2 separate regions of the Homo sapiens genome follow, and region 2 is linked to region 1. Evidence: chromatin loops called from intact Hi-C (ENCODE). Cell type or tissue: A673. All regions are shown on one strand. Links, peaks and the distances in the headings refer to the core of each region. The heading gives the core; the rest is flanking DNA. Region 1 overlaps PAX5 (paired box 5). Region 2 overlaps PAX5 (paired box 5).

Region 1 (5,377 bases), core at 125-5,124:
CAGAGAGAAGAGGCTGAGGTCTAGGAATGTGCCAGGCCCCAGGGTGGGCTGGGGAGGGGTGCAGGGATGCTGACTCTTGGCTGGGATGCTGCCTGGCCCTAGGAAGAGCACTCCTTCCTTCATTCACCCAGTGTTCATTGTGCAAGCCCTTCACAATCGAGTTCCAGCTAGTCTACCATTCCATCTTTCCCCTTTACGCTTGCACCCCCTCTAACTATTGCATGTGCCCTGTTTCTGGGTCACTCTTGTCCTATTACCTCTGAGCCTGACTTCGGCTGTTCTCAGTCTTGGGAGTTAGGGATTGTTCACTCCCAGGTTAAATACAGCCTGCACCAAGAAACCCTTCCTGACCACTTCACGCCCCATATACATTAATGACTCTGTGCTCTTGTCCCTCTTGGATGGAATTTCTGGGCCAATGTGTCTTCTCTTGGTGTTTGTGGGTGAGGGTCAAAGAGTGTGTCTGGTCTTCACACATCATGTTGCACACAACAGGGCTCAGTAAAGGTTGAACGAATGCACGCCCACCATTCACTAGGGCATTCGGGAACACAGAGAGGAGGGCGGAACTGGGACCTACCCCTGGGGGCCCAGAAACTCTAGAAGATGCCATCTAGGAAAAGACCCTTGTCAGAGGCATTTTGACCTGCCGTCTTTGCACACAGCAATGAACTGAAGGAGTTGCTTCCAGTGAGTGGAATTCTAAATTCATGCCCGATTCATTCTCAGAAAATTAGGAGGCTAATGCCACGACCAAGTCTTGTTCTACAGAAGAGGAAGTCTAGACAGCAACCTTTTTCCAATAGCTCTTGCTGCATGGAATGAAGCAGTATTTTCCAAACTTTGCTGGCTGTAACCTAGATCAAGAAGTACATCTTAATCTCTACCTCGTACACACATACCCACTGACATGGGAAACAAAGATTCACAAAACAGGACTTATCCTTTCTATGTGGGAGACCCTTGGATATTTTTTTTTCAGTTTCATTTATAAAAATGTTGGGACCAGCAAGTTGATTTCACTGTGTTTTAATGGATCAGGTACTGAGAGTATAAAGATCATTAGGGTCATTGTCAAGGTTTTGGAGTCAGAAGGACCCAGGTTTGAATCCTGGCTTGGGCACCTAGAAGCTGTATGAACTTAGTTAGGCAAGTCATTCCTGCGCTATCATAAAAGCCTCAGTTTCTTCATCTGTAAAATGGGGATGTCATAGAGCCTGCTTCAAGGGGTGACTGTGAGGATTAAATGGGATAGTACAGCTAAAGCTCCTGGTACAGAGTGAATGCTCAGTGAGTGTGAGATTTTGATGCAATTGTGAAGACTGTGGTTGTTATTGTTCTGGCACCACTTGGCGGGGCCAGCAGAATGAGGGTGGGACTCACACTTCCTGGGGAATGGTGGTTATGAAAGACTTCTTGGAGGAGGAGGCACTGAGACAGGGCAGCAGGATGACTGGGTCCCACCACTAACCCCACAGTGAGCAGGAACTCTGCGTGAGCATCCCAGGCCAGAAAAGGCACTCTTCCTTCCATGAAGGGCAGACTTGTTCCCAAGGATTTTTGGCTGGACCTAGAGCTCGCCACGTTGGATGCCTTTGCCTTCCACATTTAGGTCTCTAATCCACCTGGAATTGATTTTTGTGTCTGGTGTGAAGATCCAATTTCTTTTTTCCCCTGTTTCTGAATGGATAACCAGTTACCCCTGCTCTGTTTATTAAAGAGTCCATCCTTTCCTGCTGATTTGTACACCATCTCCTTCATATATCACGGTTCCATATGTGCACGGACCAGGGTCTGGACTGGATTCTGTTTCATTGGCCTATTTATCTACCCCTGTGCCAATACCACCCTGTCTTAATTACTGTAGCTCTGTAGCGATTCCTGATGCCTGGTAAGCCTGTCCCCCTGGCCTTGTTCTTCTCCCTTAGAAGGACCTGGGCTTGCTTTGGGCCTGTGCTCTTCTCCACATGTTTCAGAACCAGCCTTTGATGAATGAGGATCAAAGAGCCCTGGGGAACTCTGGACATGCTGTCCTCAGCACGAATCATCTAGAGCCTGGGCCTGCAGCACCTCCTGGACTCGCTGCTGCCATCACCCCCAGTCAAAACTTTAGCTGCCCAGGAAGTAATCTCTGATTTGAAGGGAAAGACACCAGGAATGTGCCTGAGTCCCAGCCCCTTCTGCCTGCCACCCAGTGGCTCCTTTGGTTTCCCTCCCAGTGGCTCAGTCCTCATCATTTTACTCAGGGTGCCTGCAGCTCCTTCCAGAAGACTGCTTGCTTCTGTGTCCCTCCCTGACAAGGACATAACCCTGGACCAACATGGGTGTGTCCTCCATCAGCAATGCCAGCGTCCTGGAGGAAACTCCCCACATAAAATCTTCACATGCACAAACAAATTTGTTGGCTTAAGTGTTTGCAAATTCCCTCCTCCCTCCCTCCCTTTCTCTCCCTTCCTTCTTTCTTTCCTTCCTTCCTCCCTCCCTCCCTCCCTTTCTCTTTTCCTTCCTTCCTTCCTTCCTTCCTTCCTTCCTTCCTTCCTTCCTTCCACCTCTTTCTTTTTTTTGACAGAGTCTTGCTCTGTCACCCAAGCTGGAGTACAGTGGCATGATCATGGCTCACTGCAGCCTCGATCTCCTGGGCTCAGTCGATCTTCCCGCCTCAGCTTCCCGAGTAGCTGGGACTACAGGTGAAAGCTACCACACCTGGCTAATTTTTGTATTTTCTGTAGAGACAGGGTTTCACCATGTTTCCCAAGGTGGTCTTGAACTCTTAGATTCAAATGATCCACCCGCTTTGGCCTCCCAAAGTGTTGGAATGACATGCGTGAGCCACTGCACCCAGCCGCATATATTTTCTTTACCTGAAAATAGGCCCTGGGGTGGGGTGGGAGGAAGAGACTTGTCACTCATGCTTATAATTTAGTCTATCCTTCAGTTGAAAGATCCAGGTTGGTGCCTTTGCTGCCTTCTCTGGAGACCATTCTGACAGTGGCTTGGATGACAAGGAAATGACTCATTGCAAACTCTGATTTCGTGAAATGGCTTAAAGAAAGGAGCGTGACTCATGGGCTAAATACACATGGTTGGTGTGGACTTGGTAAATTAGATATGTGCACCCTGTGGTTTTCAGCATACAGGTGTTTACCTGCTTCTAGAATTCAAAAACACTTGCCAAATGGTGGCTCAGTTAGTTTGCCATATTGGATTAGGGTGGGAATTCATGGTGACCCACCCCAATTGGTATTCTTCCCTGTTGGTGGTGGGTAAAGCCCTCCTCCCCTTGAGCCTCAGTTTATTCATCTGTGAAATGAGGATTTGGAATGGATGATCTCCCAGATTCCTCTTAACCCTTGTTTCTGTGATTCTACCTTTGTGGTTTAAGAGCACAGAAATCAGAAACCGTTCTTTCCATTCTCTTGGCAAGAAGACACTTATTTCTGCCTTGCTTTTGGTTACGGACCCTCCATCCCTGCACTGAGGAGTGTGGGGTCTCTGGCCAACTGGAGCTGGGTGAGGGCAACATGCAGGCCAGAGGGAGCAAAGTTTGGATTCTTGTGAAGTTGCACTGAGTCCTGCCCACCTCCTCTCCTGGGAAGAATTGTTGATTCTGGACAACTGTCTCGTTCCACCAAGCTGACTCTGCCCTTTCAACACTGGAAGTGTTCATGAGCCCCTTGTGGGCCTTGGCACAGGCATGGACTAACTCAGCTTGGTGGCTGAGCTCAGAACGTGGAGTTGGCATTTGACTAAGGTACTGTGGAGTCTTGGTGCTGAGACGTCTCTGTTTCTTCTTTCAGACCACAGAGTATTCAGCCATGGCCTCGCTGGCTGGTGGGCTGGACGACATGAAGGCCAATCTGGCCAGCCCCACCCCTGCTGACATCGGGAGCAGTGTGCCAGGCCCGCAGTCCTACCCCATTGTGACAGGTGAGGGCACCTGGGGCATGGGGGATGAGTGAGGGAGAGAGAGAGAGATAGGAGTGTGTGGTGGGAAGAGTGGCTTCTTGGTGTGTTTGGATGTGATTGGCCAATTTTGTTTTAACAAGGTTATGAGGCCTGGGAACAGGTCAGGTGCTGGGGCCAGGGTTGCAGCTGTGATGAGACATGGCTGGATATGATTCCAACAAAGCTGGGGAGAACAAATGCCAAATGGACTGTGGGCTGGAGGGGACTTGGGGTAGGGGGCAGGAAACCTCATGCCAGAGGGGCCCCCGTGGGTGGGGCTGAGTGTTCAGAGGCCTAGGGTTTATTTCTTTCATGAGAAAGGCCACCCTGGTGGGCACCAACCTCAAGGAGGAATGGGATTCCTTGCAGATTGATGTTGGCAGGCAGAATCTGAGTCAAGAAGGGTAGGTGGCGTAAGCTGGATGGTGCATGGTGGATGCCAAGCAGCTTCCCTCTGGAAGTCCCAGGGCCAGACTCTTTAGCTGTCTGTGTAGAGATTGGGAGTGTGGGTCCTGGAGGTGCACTGTTGAGTCTGATCATGCCATTTACTAGCTGTGCAGACTTGGGTGAGTCATGTATGCGTTCTGGGCTGTGGCTTTAAGCTGCACAGCGGGACTAGTGCTAGCACCTACCCCAGGGGGCTGTGGTGAGGATTAATTTGTTCGTCTGTGGAAGGTGCTTGGACTCTCGTCTGGCACATGGTAAGCACCCAATACATGTAGCTGTTAGGATTCTTCTGAGAACCCTCTCCCTGTGGCAGGTCACCAAGGGGCTTGCTGACTTGCTGCTGCAGAAGGGCTGGATGCGTGGGCCAGGACGGGGAGACCCCTGGCCCAGCTGTGCTGGGGTAACGTGGAGCCGACTCCATGTGGACAGACTCAGCTGCCAGCTCTTGGTTGTCCAACCGGGCAGGCAGGAGGCCCGCTCGGGTACTGCACAAATAGACAAGGGGCTGGCGGGCCACACTTGGGCCAGAGCCATGGGTCTGGTTTGAGGTAGCAGGATGCCCATGTGGGCTGGTAGGCAGGGCACAGTGAATAGTGACAGTGACACGGGACTCGTAGACATGCAGGTGGACTGTGGGTGCATCAGGGAAGCTGGGTTAGACTCGGATTAGAACAGTGGAGGGGGTCACTTAGGCCAAAGCAGCAAGACAGGGAGGGCCCAGCTCCGAGACCTGGGCTGAAGGGTCAGCACTGAGGCTCAGGCAGAAGAGAGGGGCCCTATTTGCAGCTCTGAGCACCACGTAAGGGCCAGTCAGGTGGCAAGAGCAACTTTGTCCCCCATCCACCTGAGGTGGGCCAAGAGCCTGGAGTGCACCCAGGCCTGAGGTGGGAGACGTTAGCGAGGGGCAGGGAGCCGGGGAGCCCATCTGGAGTAAGCCTTTGCTGACCCCACAGGTGTCCGAGGGGGTCCCCTCCCCTGGTGTCAC
Region 2 (5,377 bases), core at 285-5,284, 55 kb before region 1:
CTCAGTCAGTGAGCATAGCCCCACCCACATCTTATCCTTGTCTGGGATGCCCCTTGCCTCTTCCTTCATGCCCCCAAATCCAAATCCTGGCTCAGATGCCACCTTCTCCTTCCAGGAGAAGGACCCCCCATCCTCCTGCACTGGACAGGTTCTTTCTGTCTCTAGACTTTCATTGCCTGCAGTTGAGGGCTCTCTTAGGATACTTTCACAAGCTTGGACTGTAAGTCCATCTCCAGGCCTTCTCTCCTTGACAGAGTATGGGCTCCCTGAGGGCTGAGACTGGGTTCCCTGGCAGGGCTATGCTTGGGACCAGAGCACCAGCAACAGATCAATGAATGCTGGAACCAAGGGATTCACCTTAGCCAGGTACCCCTCTTTGTACACATCTTGTTCTTTTTATTTTTTATTTATTTATTTTTATTTTTTTATTTTTTTTGAGATGAAATCTTGCTCTGTGGCCCAGGCCGGAGTGCAGTGGCATGATCTTGGCTCACTGCAACCTCTGCTTCCTGGGTTCAAGCGATTCTCCTGCCTCAGCCACCCAGTAGCTGGGCCTACAGGTGTGTGCCACCACACCTAGCTGATTTTTGTATTTTTACTAGAGGTGGGGTTTTGCCATGTTGGCCAGGCTGTTCTTGAACTCCTGACCTCAGGTGATCCATCTGCCTCGGCCTCCCAAAGTGCTGGGATTACAGTGGGGAGCCACAGGGTCCATCCCTTGTTCTTTTTAATTTAGCAAATGGCTTCTGTTTTCTTGTCCTCACTCTCAGTCCTTATTGACTCTTAGGAGGTGCTCACTGTGCAGACAGCACTCTCTCACTTGGAATCCAGCAGCTTGTTTGCTCTGACCAGTGCTGTAGGCCTGGCATGATTTATTGACCCCATTGCACAGATGTGTTGAGAGAAGTGTAAGATCACACAGCTGGCAAGTGGCAGAGCCAGAGCTTGCTCTCTGTGCTCCACCACTTTTGTCACTTAAACACTTCCAAGGCAGAGCCTCTTCCCTGGGGTGTCATTCATCCATTTACTGGCTCCTGATGTGGTGTCGGGCACTGTGGTCTCAGAGGTAGGTAAGGCCTGGGAGACCCCACTGTTTTCCCTCAGGGATTTTCCCTAGGGACCCCTTTGTTTTCCCTTAGGCAAGGCATGGAAGGGGAGCATCAGATGTCCCCTGGGAGGGTGTGGCCACTATTTCCCAGTAGGAGGTCACACCGGAGCAGCTGTCTCCCTTCTCCTTTGTACCTGTTTTTTGTTTTTTTTTTTTTGCCAGTTTCAGTGAAATTCACTCTACAAGTATTTATTGTGTGCCTGCTATGTGTGCTAGGTATTGTCCTAGTTGCTGGGGACACAGCAATGAACAAGACAGACAAAAATGTTTGCCCACATGAGTGACGTTCTAAGGAAGAAAGACAATAACTAAATAAGGAAAATAAGCAGCATGCTGTTCTATGCTCTGGAGGAAAACAAAGCTAGGTGAGGAGACAGGGAATGAAGCAGGGCTGAGGGGGGGGGGGCTTTGCTGTTTTTGGAGGGTGGTCCTACTGATGAGCTGACGTTTGAGCAGAGGCCTTAATGGAGGGAGGAGTGAGCCAGGCAGATATCTGGGGGAGGAAGTTTCCGGAGAGAGGGAACAGCAAGTGCAAAGACCCCAAGGCCGGTGAGCTTGGCATGACTGTGGAACCCTATGGAGGCGAGTGTGGCAGGAGCAGAATAAGCGGGGAAAGAGTGGGAGGAAACGAGGTCAGAAAGGTGGGATTGCTGGGGGGGTACCCAGTTAAGTACCAGTAAAGCCTAGTAAGCTGTGAGGGGCTGTGGGTTTTGCTCAGAGTGGGAGTAGACAGCAGCCTAGAACCTCCAACAGGGAACTTCAGAGGTGCATTTTCTCCCCTACCTCCAGTGAGTCACTCACTCCAGCATACCTTCTCTCCTAATCACCTCCCGAACCTGCCCCCTTCTCTGGATAGCCATTCCCACTGTTAGCTCTGTCCTGGCTGAGGGCTCCCACTCGACCCTGGGCCTCAGTCTCATCTCCCTCCAACAGGGTCTCTACACTGTGGCCAGATTAGACTGTATGACCCTCCTCCCCCAACCCTTCTGTGTCTGGAATTGTGAATGTATTGATATCATCAGACAAGGGACTGACTGGAACAGAGACTGGGGAATCTGGGATGTGGGGATTGGGGCTGCTGGTAAGTGGGTTGTCATTTTGTCTGGGAGGCAGTGCAATGCGGTGCAGTGGGTGGCCCAAAGCCCCTCCCCCAACCCTTAACCAGCTCCTAATCCCCAGCCCTGTCTCTGGCTTCGGCAATGGCTCCCCCCAGAGGCACCTGCTTTATTTATGGCTTCTCCCCAACTCCCCACAGGCAGAGGGAAGTCCATTAGTGTGTTTGCAGACTCTGCCAGCTCTGAGCAGATGCAAAGCTTATTTGCAGACTGTCATTGCCCTGGCCTCCTCCAGAGACTCTCATGCTGGGCTCAGCCTTGTGCCTCCAAGAGCCACCTCCCTCAGGCAGCCACCGGTGCAAGCCGCTTTCCTGATTTCCCTAAGCATAGTCTTGGCTTGGAGTTGGGAAAATTAAATTAAATGCCACGAAGGAACCATAGCAGTGCATTGGGCCATGTTGACAGTAGGGAATGAAGTCTTCTCTGTCGATAGGAGTTCATTGTTTTGACATAAATTAGGGAGGCATTGAGAGAAAGTGGAAAAAGTCTTGACCTGAGAACCTGGGACCCAAGTTCAAGTCTCTGTTAGGCTGCTGAGTATCCTGGTGATTTGGGGCAACAGTTTATTGCCTTCTGGGCCTCAGTTTCCAAGCTGCACAAGGAGCTGTAGACAGGCTTGGAATCCACTCCAAGCTCCAGAATTCTCTGATTTGAATTTTGGGGATGTTTCTTTCATCCAATGAGCTGGGGACAAAGTGATTTGTCCAAAATGGCTTGGTAATTCTGAAATTGCCTGGAGATTGGCCTCACTGGGGTACAAGGCACTGAGGAGGTGAGACACCAGGGCTCTCAGTCTCACCTGGCCTGATAACTCTGCTGTGTGACCCTGGGCAGGCCACTTTCCGTCTCTGAGCCCATTTTCTCATCTGCAAAATGGGAATCGTAATCTCCTGCCCATCTCCTGAGATTATCAGGAGAATCAGATAAGCTGATGAATGTTTCATATGCCACAGGAATATGTATTTGAGGGGTGCGATTGTTATCATTTTGTCGCTGTTATCCTTTTCAGATGTCTAGGCATGCACACTTGCCAGTGTAATACAAGAATATGCCCCTATAAGGTACAGAGCCCAAACACGTCAATTTAACTACATAAAAGGGAAATAATTGTGCTTCCATGAATAATGAAGAGCCCTTCTTATAATTTGTGCTTGTTCAGTTCCACACCCTCATAAATCCACCATTCCTGTGTGTGTGTTTGGTGGAAAAACACACCACAGACATACACAAAAGCCTCTTGAGTTCTTTTCAACTGGGACAGGAGATGACACACGTTGGCAGACAGAGGCTGATCTCTGTGTATCCAAGAGGAGTCGAGCCAGTCCGAGTACATCTAACAGGTCAAGCTCTGAAATGAAGAAGCAATAAGCCAGTGAAATGGTACTATCACCGAAACATGATTGATCAATTGAATTCTATCAGAGACAGTGGACAGTGAGATTAACTCAGGCCTGATAGGTTCAATGAGTTAAAGCATGATGTTCATTTCAGCTTCATTTCACCAGTCTTTGCTTGTGAAATTGGTCAATCAATAGAGGTTGAAGATCATATATATATATAGATATCGGGGACCATCTTATGGGGAATATAATCTTGGTAGTTGGCTCCTGGCTGGGGCTGCCTGCTGCGGGTAATGGAGACAGAACAGGGACTCCATCAGCCCCATCGAAATGGCCTGATATCTTCTCCAAATGAAAAGTATTTTTGGATCTCTGATGATTTATCTTTTTTTTCCTCCCTCTCACTTTGATCTATGACAAAACCCATACCCATCTTGGAGAAATTTAGTGATTTCTCCTGAAAACATTTGTGCAATGATCAGATAGATACACTTCAAATACGAACCTTCTTTTTAGTTATATCGTCCTTGGGAAAAAATACAGACAGTAATTTAAAAACTCAAATAGGGGTAATGCAAAGATATCAGAGTAAATATGATTTTTAAACCCTTTTATTTATTTATTTATTTATTTCTGTGCAGTGGGGGATGGGAGAGAGACTGCTGTGTGCATGAAGGCCATAAAAGGGATGTATGCATCCCTTCCAGGTCCTTCCAGGTATAATTAAAATGAAGCCTTTCACATTCTTTGATCTCATTTAAAAGCACAATTCACAGAAACAAATCACCCTTTTGCTCCTAGTAATATTTCATTTGCTTCAGAATATTTTCACTATGGCGGTTAACATCCTTTCTAATTAGTGTGCATATCCCTCTGTAAGGTGGAGTAATTAGGGACTACTGTATGAGGTAATGGACTTGGACAGTATGGATTAGAGAGAACAGACTTGCCCTGTGGCAATGCACCAGGTATTACTTCCTTTCTGCCTCTTGTTTCAGGTCATCTTGATTCATTTTAGCACAGAGAAATCCCATCTCTTCATACCAACACCATGAGAGCTTCAATAATGTATTTGCACTGTTTGTATATCAGAGTGTATATTAGGTTCTGGATAATGGATAGTGATGCTGAACAGCTCGACAGAGAGGGAAGAGCCTCTCACACTTCACTCCCTTTCCCCTCCTCCAACTCCTGAATTCTAATCATGCTGAATTATAGCCGTTCCCCTGCACCATGCTTTCTGTGCCTCCAGGCTGTTGCAGATGCTGTTCCCTCTGGTTGGAATGCAATTCCTCTTCCCTGGGCATTTCTTTGGCTAACTCCATCCTTAAGACTTAGGGTAAGGCTGGACATGGTGGTTCATGCCTGTAATCCCAGCACTTTGGGAGGCCAGCCTGGCCAACATGGTGAAACCCCTTCTCAACTTAAAATACAAAAAATTAGCCGGGTGTGGTGGTGCATACCTGTAGTCCCAGCTACTTGAGAGGCTGAGGCAGGAGAATCGCTTGAACCTGGGAGGTGGAGGTTGCAGTGAACCAAGATGGTGCCATTGCACACCCCAGCCTGGATGACAGGGTGAGACTCCATCTCACAAAAACAAAACAAAACAAAAAAACCCCAAAAAAAACAAACAAAAAAAGACTCGGGCTACAGGGGGCCTTTCTTGGGCTACACTTGCCCCTAGTCTGGATTAAGTGGAGTGAGTTAGTGTAGGGCTAGGAGCAGACTCTGGAACCAGACTGCTTGAGTTCGGACCCTAGCTTCTCCACTTCTTAGCTGTGTGATCTTGGGCAAGTTACTCTTTTTTTTCTTCC

The links. Hi-C counts contacts between places; a loop is a spot of excess contacts. Peaks named below come from ENCODE experiments on the same cell type or tissue, not always from the same donor. Only the 100,000 strongest peaks of a DNase experiment are listed, where the experiment ranks them.
Region 2: it touches region 1 in a loop (2.2-fold over the local background); 6 of 110 quality-filtered maps call a loop at or near these places.

Annotation. Positions count from the first base shown.
Region 1 is chr9:36,921,905-36,927,281 of GRCh38, reverse strand. It overlaps PAX5 (paired box 5), which reads left to right. Exons shown (of 10, transcript NM_016734.3): 7 at 3,798-3,927. Among named protein-coding and RNA genes, the nearest start is that of MIR4476, 31 kb to the right of the region's middle. In A673, for the core only: no CTCF peak of the experiment used is centred there; DNase peaks (open chromatin) are centred at 2,231, 3,021 and 4,541; H3K27ac peaks cover 447 bases.
Region 2 is chr9:36,977,323-36,982,699 of GRCh38, reverse strand. The region is part of intron 5 of PAX5 (paired box 5); the gene reads left to right. Among named protein-coding and RNA genes, the nearest start is that of PAX5, 54 kb to the left of the region's middle. RefSeq lists an enhancer at 1,773-2,272. In A673, for the core only: a CTCF peak has its summit at 2,341 (motif pointing left); a DNase peak (open chromatin) is centred at 2,349.